Linked DNA regions of Mus musculus: region 1 is linked to region 2. Evidence: chromatin loops called from intact Hi-C (ENCODE). Cell type or tissue: gastrocnemius. All regions are shown on one strand.

What was found. Hi-C counts contacts between places; a loop is a spot of excess contacts. Peaks named below come from ENCODE experiments on the same cell type or tissue, not always from the same donor. Only the 100,000 strongest peaks of a DNase experiment are listed, where the experiment ranks them.
Region 1: it touches region 2 in a loop (12-fold over the local background); 9 of 42 quality-filtered maps call a loop at or near these places.

What each region holds. Positions count from the first base shown.
Region 1 is chr8:37,362,695-37,367,694 of GRCm38, forward strand. No RefSeq gene overlaps it. Among named protein-coding and RNA genes, the nearest start is that of Gm25126, 48 kb to the left of the region's middle. In gastrocnemius, no CTCF peak of the experiment used is centred here; no DNase peak of the experiment used is centred here.
Region 2 is chr8:39,018,568-39,023,567 of GRCm38, forward strand. The region is part of intron 1 of Tusc3 (tumor suppressor candidate 3); the gene reads left to right. Among named protein-coding and RNA genes, the nearest start is that of Tusc3, 15 kb to the left of the region's middle. In gastrocnemius, no CTCF peak of the experiment used is centred here; DNase peaks (open chromatin) are centred at 3,114 and 4,089.

The DNA.
Region 1 (5,000 bases), 1.7 Mb before region 2:
CCTCATCTGAGATGTTTTGGTATGCTCTGTGACTCTCAGCAATCATTAGTTGCTACAACAGTAGAATAGTTTGCTAAAAGCATAATCCCTGATATGTTCACTGTGCTTCTATCAAAGGTCACATATGGAAGATATTGAACTGTACATAGCAGTGTAGAAGGGGTTTTATTTTTTAAAGAAAGATATCATGTTGAACTGGTAAGGCATAGGTGTCTATCAAGGAAGAGTTGGGGTGATAATTGTGATATAAATACATTGTACAAAAATTGAAACTCTTAAGGAAATGAATAAAGAATTCAACTTTTTCTAAGTATACAAAAACAAAACAAACAAACAAAATGTTTAAATACGGTGATATTTATTTCAATTTTTTATAGCAATGGTGCCTATATTTCCAACAATAGAAATTTAAGAATATGCTGAGTAATTACATCTGTCAGAAGGAATTCTGAGAATGCTTTTCAAAGAGGATGTGTTTTTCAGAGGCCTTGGTTTTCATAGTCTATCCTAAAGAAACAAAGATCTAGTAGGCAAAACACTTATTAGGTCTCCTTAATCAAGAAATTTTCTGAATTTCAGTTGCTCAATTTATAATATCATGCTCTTTAATTCTGTGTAAAAATTTGCTCATATGTGGTTAGATTACCAATTTAAGGTTATTAACCTAGCATCTTATCCCTTTTAAATTTTGGAAAGTGTTCCAAATTTAATATGCATAGATTGTGATATTTAAATGATAAAAATAAATCTCCTTACTTTCCTAGAATAATTTATGCTAGAATATATTTCCTAGAATAATATGTAACCTCATTTTTTTAAGTGAATTTTTCTTTAACAATTACACAAGATGTAGTTCCTTAGGAATCCATTAACAGATCTCAAGATCAATGCCCTTTCAAGTTCAACTCTTTTCATTTCTACCCTTTAAAAAAAATCATATCCATCTTACTTTGTTTATATTTCATACTAAATTCATGCATTCCCCAGAAGTCATTGACCAATGATGTGTAGATATCATACTGGACCTGTCACCAGCTATCATCTGTTGAAGTAGTCAAGTGGCTAAAACCTCCCAATTTTTTTCTTTATCCAAACTGTGATTCAAGGATAAAGTCAAGAGGTCAACACAAATGATGCCTGAGAATTTTTACAGATTCTGAAAAATAAAATGAAGACAGTTGCATCATAGGGAAACTCCTCAATTAAATCCCAACTATGTTATTTGATAACAAAGGAAGACAGTTAGAATGTGCACATCTGGCAGGTAAGTGGCAGAGACAGAGAAATAGAGAAAAAGTTCCAGACAAAGATAGAAAGATAGATAGATAGATAGATAGATAGATAGATAGATAGATAGATAGATAGATAGATAGATAGATAGATGATAGATAGATAGGGACAGGCAATGCATAGCAAAAGTAGTTTATTGTTCTCTGTTGTGTGAGTCCATTTAATGTTTGTTTGTTCATGGGTGTTAGAACATCCACTAGAGCATGAATAACCTCTCAGGGAGAGCATCCTTGGAGAAAGCCGACCCTCCCAATCCCCACAGGAATCAAACTGCCACTAGTGCTTCAGACAGAGGAGGGATTTCATTAGCTCCACCCTAACCTGTTCTTGGATTTTGACTTTTGTGCAGGCAGTCCCATTTGATGTGAGCTTATGTGTACAACTATACTCTCATGTCCAGCAAATAGTGTTTTTGCCACATACATCTATTCCTCTGGCTGTTACAATTTTTATGTTCCCCTTTCTGTCATGATCTTTGAGCTTTTGAGAAGGGTTGGAAAATAATGAAAGGCAGCCCAAAGTCAGATTGCCTGAGAATCCTGTTATTACTTAGTGGACTCTTGTTGGGAGCCCAGGGCCTTGTTTTAGATAAATATTTAATTCATATGATTTTACTTTTGAAATCTTCATGTGTTATATGCTGAGTATAATGAAAGTCAAAAATCAATTAATGAATCTGTTTATTTAGCACATTCAGAATCTAGATCCCTATAATTAAATTGCATTAGTATATTGCTTTAGGATTTCAGTGGAGGCTTGGAACTAATAAAACCACTTCAGGTGAGTTTCTTTTCATTTGAGCATTCAGCTTCCTTGTTAATTCTTAACTAGTGTCATCCAAATTTGATAAATGAAATTTGGTTCATAGTTCAACTCTTTTCTAGACAAAGATCAATCCATTATGCCTACAGTTCTAAGAAATATATTAAACTATAAGACAAATACAGTAGTAAGACTGGCTCAAGTTATTTCAATAACTTTGTAGAAAATAACTTTAAAATATCAAATACACATGAGTTGAATGTCTGTATTATTCTATCTTGCCCATTTTCTCTACAAAGTATTAAAACATTTGAACTTAACAACTAAACTCATCTTTTCTTTTTTAAGATGCTTATGTCAGAGATATTTATCAGCAATGAGAAAACTAACCAACACATTACTCTTAATAAATCTATAAATTTGTAAAATGTAAATAACATTCCTAAGTAGTCTACCAAGGATAATGCTAGAGTAACATGAAGATTACCTCCAAATGTCTTACAACTCAGTAAAATTAATGATAAGAAGTGTCTTGGATTCTGAAAGGCATAAAGAAGGAAACATTAGGAGACATGATTATTAATGTCACCAATTTGCCATTGGCTACCTAAGACACAGGCTTTACTCTATGACAGATAACTTCTTCTTCTTCTTCTTTTTTTTTCATTTTATCTGACCATATGTTTAAAAAAATTTTTATTGTATATTTTCTTTAATTACATTTTAAATGTTATCCCCTTTCTCAGCCCCCCACCCCAGAAACCCGATATCCCATCCTCCCTTGCTTCTATGAGGGTGTTCCTCTACCCACCTACCCACCCACTCTGGCCTTCTTGCTCTCCAGTTCCCCTACTTTGGGGCATCAAGCCTTCACAGGACCAAGGGCCTCTGCTCCCATTAATGCCTAACAAGGCCATCCTCTGCTATATATGTAGCTGGAGCCATAGGTTCCTCCACATGTACTCCTTGGTTGGTGGTTTTGTTCCTGGGAACTCTGGGGGTTTTCATTGGTTGTTATTATTGTTCTTCCTATGGGTTGCAAACCCCTTCACCTCATTCATGCCTTTCTCTAACTCCTCCATTGGGGATCCCATTAGGGACCCCATTAAGGACCCTGTGCTCAGTCCAACAGATGGCTATGACCATCTGCCTCTGTATTTGTCAGGCTCTTGCAGAGCCTCTCAGGAGACAGCTATATAAGGCTTCTCTCAGCATACACTTTTTGGCATCCACAATAGTGTTTGGGTTTGGTGACTGTATATGGGATGGATTCCCAGGTAGGTCTGTCTTGGATGGCTTTTCCTTCAGTCTCTGTTCCACAATTTGTCCCTCTATTTGCTACTGTATTTTGTTCCCCTTTCTATGAAGGAATGAAGCAGCCACACGTAGGTCTATCCCTTTAAGATAAAGGCCTGTAATTATCTTTGAAGATACAATAAATATATGCTGCAGGGATTCACAGAATGGCCATTAGCACCAAGCAAAGAAACAAAACAGCTGTTTCAATATGGATACTACAAATCACAAAAAAACATGCATCCTTATAAAATGCATTCATTTTATATGAAAGCAAGCCAGCCTATTCATTGACACCGCTCTAGGACCCACGCTTGGCTACTCACTTCAATTTAGTTGGCAAAGATCTGTCTTGCATAAAAAACAAGTAAAAAAACCACATTATTTATTGTCAGAAAATAGAGAGTGCTTAGGAAATACTTCAGCTATAATATTTTGCAGTTTAAGATGTTCTTTCATGAGAATTAAGCAGGCAACCAAAATTGCACATTTCAATAAAAGCAACAGCATGAAAGAGAGTCACTAGGCAGAAAAATCCTGAGCAGAATAGCAGCACATCCTCATGTAAACAGAGACACTGCCTCAAGAGGAAGGATGAAGTAGCTTAGCACCAGCACATGTTGTTAAGACAAAGAAAACATGGCTTAGACAGGAAGGAAAGCGAAAGGAAATACACTGAACAACAGAATTGATTTGAAAATAAAGTGTCCAATAGGCGGGGAGACTTTCTCTGAATCTTGTGGTGACAAATTTTGAAGATCCCAAATCTAGATTTTAGCTGTAGTAAAAGTCCTGAATAAGAGCCCAAAAGGAGATAAATAAGAAGAAAGGGCAAGGGGCAAGAAGATTTTCAGGATTGGAAACCAGACTTACATTCACAGTCTCCTGCTATTGTATCATGGGAACATAGAAGATGATGTTGTACTTTACTGTGGTTTGGTATCATGGAAAAACAACACCAAATGCTAACAAAAGCAGGTTGGCTCTAGAACAGAAATCAAACTTATTTTAAATGTTTCTCTGCAACATGGGCATCATGGGTGTATTTGAGAGGGAGTTTCTTAATGGGATAAACATTTTGATCAGTAAAGAGAGTAAAGCAATTCCATGCCCAAACTGTAGGGGCCTGACCTATTCCCTGGAGGCCTACACAGAGCAAAAGTTGTAGCAGTAGAGAATCATATCTCTGTCTGACATTGTGCTACACATTGACCTTTTCCTGACTTCAGAGGGACACTCAGACTAGAACTTCCAGAGTGAGAATCAAGGACCCAGAAATTTGTACTTGGGCTGAAACACAGCCCATAGATCCACTGGACCGTCAGGAGACTTACTGATTGGTTTCATGTATGTGCTGAGACTTAGTCTTCATAACCAACGCCACTCCCTATCTCCATCTTCTTCACTTCCTCTTCCTCCATTTCCCATTTCTTTCTTCCTCCCTCTCAGATAATCTGTTTGCTGGAAAAAAAATGTTTTGCTCTCAGAGAAGAAGTGAACAAGTGGTTGGGAGGGGTAGGGAGGGAGAGGGAGAGAGAGAGAGAGAGAGAGAGAGAGAGAGAGAGAGAGAGAGAGAGAGAGAGAGAGAGAGAGATATTCTTAGATCCTATTGATTTTGTCTTTTTAGAGAAGTTTGTTTTACTGAGAAACAT
Region 2 (5,000 bases):
TGGACATACGTGCCATGACATGTATGTGGTGGTCAGTGCGTATGATGGATGGATATACATGCCATGACACATACGTGGTGGTCGGAGGACAGCTTCCTGGTTGGTGTTGGTTTTCTCTTTCCACCTTTTTATTCGCTGCAAGGATCAAACTTATTTTGCCAGGCTTCTACCATCTCATTAGAAGTGTTTTAGAAGTTACTAGAAGTGTTCACCTTTGTGATCCACTGTAAACTTATTGCACATACCACATTATCTGGAGGTTTTAATTAAATTGCTTTAATTACTATGCCAATTATATTGTTTTGTGGAGGGGAACTATAATTATTAACCAATGAGTCCCCCCTCCCCACATTGGGCAGCTCTTGGAAAACCATTACATGAAGTATATGTCTCTCCATGTCTACAGCCAGGAAAACACTTTTATTTAACATGAGATTGGACTTAACTGGAGGTACAGGTTTTAAGGGGAACTTGAGAATGGGTCTATTACCTCATTAGGACACATGTGGAGTAAAGTCCCTTGACCAGTGGTGTAATTAATCTGCCTTGTCCATGCCAGGGTGGGTGTTTTTGAAGCAAATATTGTAAACAGCAACTTGTACCACAACAGGCGCTGGCATAAAAGATTAATAGCTTTATGACTCTGTGGCAACTTACAATGCTTAGAGGCTTCACCGGCATTCACACTTTTGAATATTTCTCTAGTATTCTCAGTTGTGAATGTCATACAAATATTATTTGGTTTAAATAAATAGATAAGAGATCACATATGAAATTGTCTCCACTCAGTAGAATTTTAAAAAAGAAAGAAGGCCATAAACAACTGATCCATTCCGAGTCTCAGAGCTGGATTGGGAATGTGTGTGTTCAAAGTGACGCTGGTTAACGAGGAAAGGCTGTGAAGAACGCCAGGCAGGAATGGGCCTCGCCAGGAATCACTGTGTTAAATTAAGGTGAACTTAGAGGATTTCACAAAGAAGTTCAGGCTTCTGTTGAGATTAACATGGAGTGAGGCTGGAGACATAGAAGTAAATGTATTTTACAAACTACAGAGCACTAGTTTATAATATTGGGAATTTATGTTGGGGGATAACGATTTCAAAAGACTGCAGACAGGCACATGAAATGCAAGATTTCTATTTACAAAAATTACAAAAGATAATATACTGATAGATATGTAGAAATGCTAGGTATATGCTTATAAAACATAATTGTTGCAATAATTAGAAAGATATTTTGGGCTTGATGTACACCAAAATAAGACTGAGAAATGAGGATATGATTGTATTAATTTGGAAAGGATCATGAAACTCTGTTTATAACAGTGTTCTGTTTATAACAATGGAGAGAAGGAGGTGGCGTAAAATTGTAGGTTACCCAACCAGTGAAGCCCCTGACATCAGGACACTGTTCCTTAGCTGTGTTAGGGGCCACAAGAGTTGCAAGACTACAGAGTTGAGATTGGAGTAGGTGTCATAATTACGTAAGCTAGTAGCTAAATCCATGAAAGCACAGCATAGAGGCTGAGGAATTCATACAGAACAGAGAGCAGGGGAAACCAGAATTCTCAGGAAAACCTGTCAAAAAAGCCTGAGAAGGGCAGGGGACTTGGAGAACTTGGAGATTCTGATGATTAGAGTTACCTTTTAAGGAGCAGCTAAATGTTTCCAGATAGAATGCAGATCAGAAAACTGTCCACCAGATCTGCTCAGCAAAAGATCAGCTCCAGCCTGTTAGGATTAATTGGATAAAATTGAATAAGGCCAGTGAGTGAAGGTTACTATTGACAGTGCTTCATAAGTATCCTGGCAGCAACGCCGTGACAGCTGGAGGAGATGCAGCTTGAAGGAGGAACTTGTGGGGTTTGGTGCCTCAATGGAATAGAGATGGTGCAGAAAAACAGCAGGAAGAGCCAGCAAAGTAAGGAATGTGAATGTGGTCTCACCAGGGACTTGTTGCTGTGAAAAAGTATGTGACCGAATCAGAGAAAAAGTTTGTGGTTTCTGGGGACTTGTGTCCTCTGTGGTGGGAAGAGGATGATGCAGCTGCTCTGGAGTGACTTGAGGCTGTGGGAGTGTACAGTGGCACTCCACACACTGTGCCCAGATCAGGAAGTGGAGACCATTGAGCCCTTCAAGTACCTGCCCCTAGTTTCTCACCACTTCCCCTCTCACCCAGTGTTACAGAGGTTTCATAGTCCCTGTAAGTAATTCTACCATCAGGGGCCAGGTTTCAAACACGGGGTCTTTTTGGGGGGATGTTGTCATTTCAGTCAGTCCTTAATGGGACCAAATAGACCAAAGCCCCGGCAATCTGATGGCTGGAAATCGGGGCTGTTTCTCACATGCACCCAGAACGCGTATTTCTACCAGAGGAGGTAAGTTCTGTGGTACCCAGCATCTCAAATGAAATGCTGCGTTTTGTTGGTGAAGGTTGACTGTACCTGTGTGGGTGTAAGGGAAATACTTAGTGTGTACTTAGGAATTGAACAGTTCTTACACTTTCCATTTCAGCAGGGAGAGGTAGATCTCTCTCACTGTTCTCAATTCCACCAGCTTTATTGGATTGTTAGAATGACAAAGTTTCAGTCCTACTGACCTGGTTTTGCAATGTCAGTTAAATAAAGAACAGGTCTATGCTGGTTGGGGAATTGCTCGTTGAAAACGGCCACTCCTCGTGTTAAAAGCCAGTTCCCTTCACTTCCTTACATAGACTCATCTGGATGCTTTGTTTATGTTTTAGGTGCTTTCATATACGTAATCTAAAGGTCATTTTACATTTTTTAATTTGAGGGTTTTTTTTTTGTGTGTGTGTTTTCTTGTTTGTTTTAATTGTATGTAGTGTCATGGAATGCTGACCTTTGTGGGTAGCCTGACCATTGCTGCATTGACAACTCAGTTACGGTGACTATCTATAGGAGATCCTTACAGGATTGGGCCTATAAAGTAACATTCACTCCTAGAAGATCATCAGATCCCTCACTGTCTACCCTAGCCGCATGTAATCCTGCCACAGCAGCATGGAGTTTGTGCATATGCTAGATAGAGTACCCAGGAGGTCAGCCTTGAAGGAGATCCTAGTGTAAGTCAGAACCCTCTGCTGGGCGTGGCAGCTGCCAGGCATCCATGCTCCTGGAAGCAGCCCCAGCGTATTGATGGGTTCACTGAATTGGACTTGCATGGCATTGCTTCTTTGGTTTGTCAGTATCCTGTCGGGTGCAAATGGGAGTTGCTATATGTTTCTCCAGGAAAAAGTCACACACCATCTGTCATATGTAAATAAGTATGGAGTTTCTCATCTGTGCGATCCTGTTAAAATGCAAATGAATTTAGATTTTGGAGCGTTTTGGATCTCAGGTGTTGGGATTGGCGATGCTCAGCTCGTGACATATGGTTTCCTTCTAGCGGTGCAGAACTGAAGCTGCTGTGTGCGTCTGTCTGGGTCTTCTGACCTTTGCCTCTGACATCCACGCTTTACAAACATCTTTCCATACATTAACATTCCAGAATGTGTCATTGTTACCTTCTGATTGGGTCCTGATTCTGTCTGGTAACTGTTAAAGAAAAGGATTCATAAGCCTTCTCACACTCTTCTCCCACCCGTGTGCTTGCTTTTGGAACAGCCTTGGTTAAGGAATCCTGTTTGCATCTGGGCCCCATGAATTTGCTGAAAAGAACTTTTCTCCGTGACTGTGGAAGGCTTGGAGTGTAGACACTGCTTTGCTCTGTCCTTCAAGAGCAAGCTGACACTTAAGGGTTGTCAACCTGAACTGCCTTAGTAAACGTGCTATAAACTAAGGATGGCATATATTTACATATATCACATACATAACTACATACTAATGTTTTGCATCATTTTAACATGTTTCCAATTTGTTAAATATTCAAAATTTTCAAATATTTGACTCCTTGATGTCATTATTTTCAAATTAAAACCTCATGTAATATTTTATCTCTAAGTCAACCCATTTTCTTTCACGGGTAGGGATTCTGAGGCTGTTAGCACTTGTATTCCTTTAGTTCAGGGTGTTTCATTGTTGGCACCGCCAGCCTCCCCAAGGGTCTTAGGGCTGCAGTGTCTCATGCTGCCCTCCAGGAGCTTTGCTGCAGAGTCTGGACTTGGTCAGGATACCCAGATGTCCATATGCCCAGTACAGACCTCTCAGATTAGGTTGCAGATTGATTTGGTAAGACCATCTAGAGACTGCCATATCCGGGGATCCATCCCATAATCAGCTTCCAAACGCTGACACCATTGCATACACTAGCAAGATTTTGCTGAAAGGACCCAGATATGGCTGTCTCTTGTGAGACTATGCCTGGGCCGGGCAAACACGGCCAGAAGTGGATGCTCACAGTCAGCTATTGGATGGATCACAGGGCCCCCAATGGAGGAGCTAGAGAAAGTACCCAAGGAGCTGAAGGGATCTGCAATCCTATAGGTGGAACAACAATATGAACTAACCAGTAGTGTCCCATCCCGTCCCCGTCCCCCCCCCCCCCCCCCCCGCCGAGCTCCAGTCTCCAGCTGCATATGAATCAGCAGATGGCCTAGTTGGCCATCAGTGGAAAGAGAGGCCCATTGGTCCTGCAAACTTTATATGCCTCAGTACAGGGGAATGCCAGGGTGGGAGTGGGAGTGGGTGGGGGACTTTTGGGCTAGCATTGGAAATGTAAATGAAATAAATACCCCCTCCCCCCCCAAAAAAAAACAAAAAAACTAAGCATGAAGTTTAGGAAGTAAGTGCAGAGTCCAAAGAAAGCCTTAATGTTTGACTAATAGTAGGTAATTAAAACATTAAGAGGAAAACTAATTAAACCAGTGTGCTTCTCCACATTGATGGTCATAACTACTGTGGAAGATGTGTAAGCTAGTGTTGTTATAACCTATACTAATTAATTCCTATTAAAAGTCTACATAGAATTCCATGCTTTATAGCTTATAACCTTAGATTGGGACAATATATGTAAAATTGAAATGTTCAAAACTGAAGATAGAGT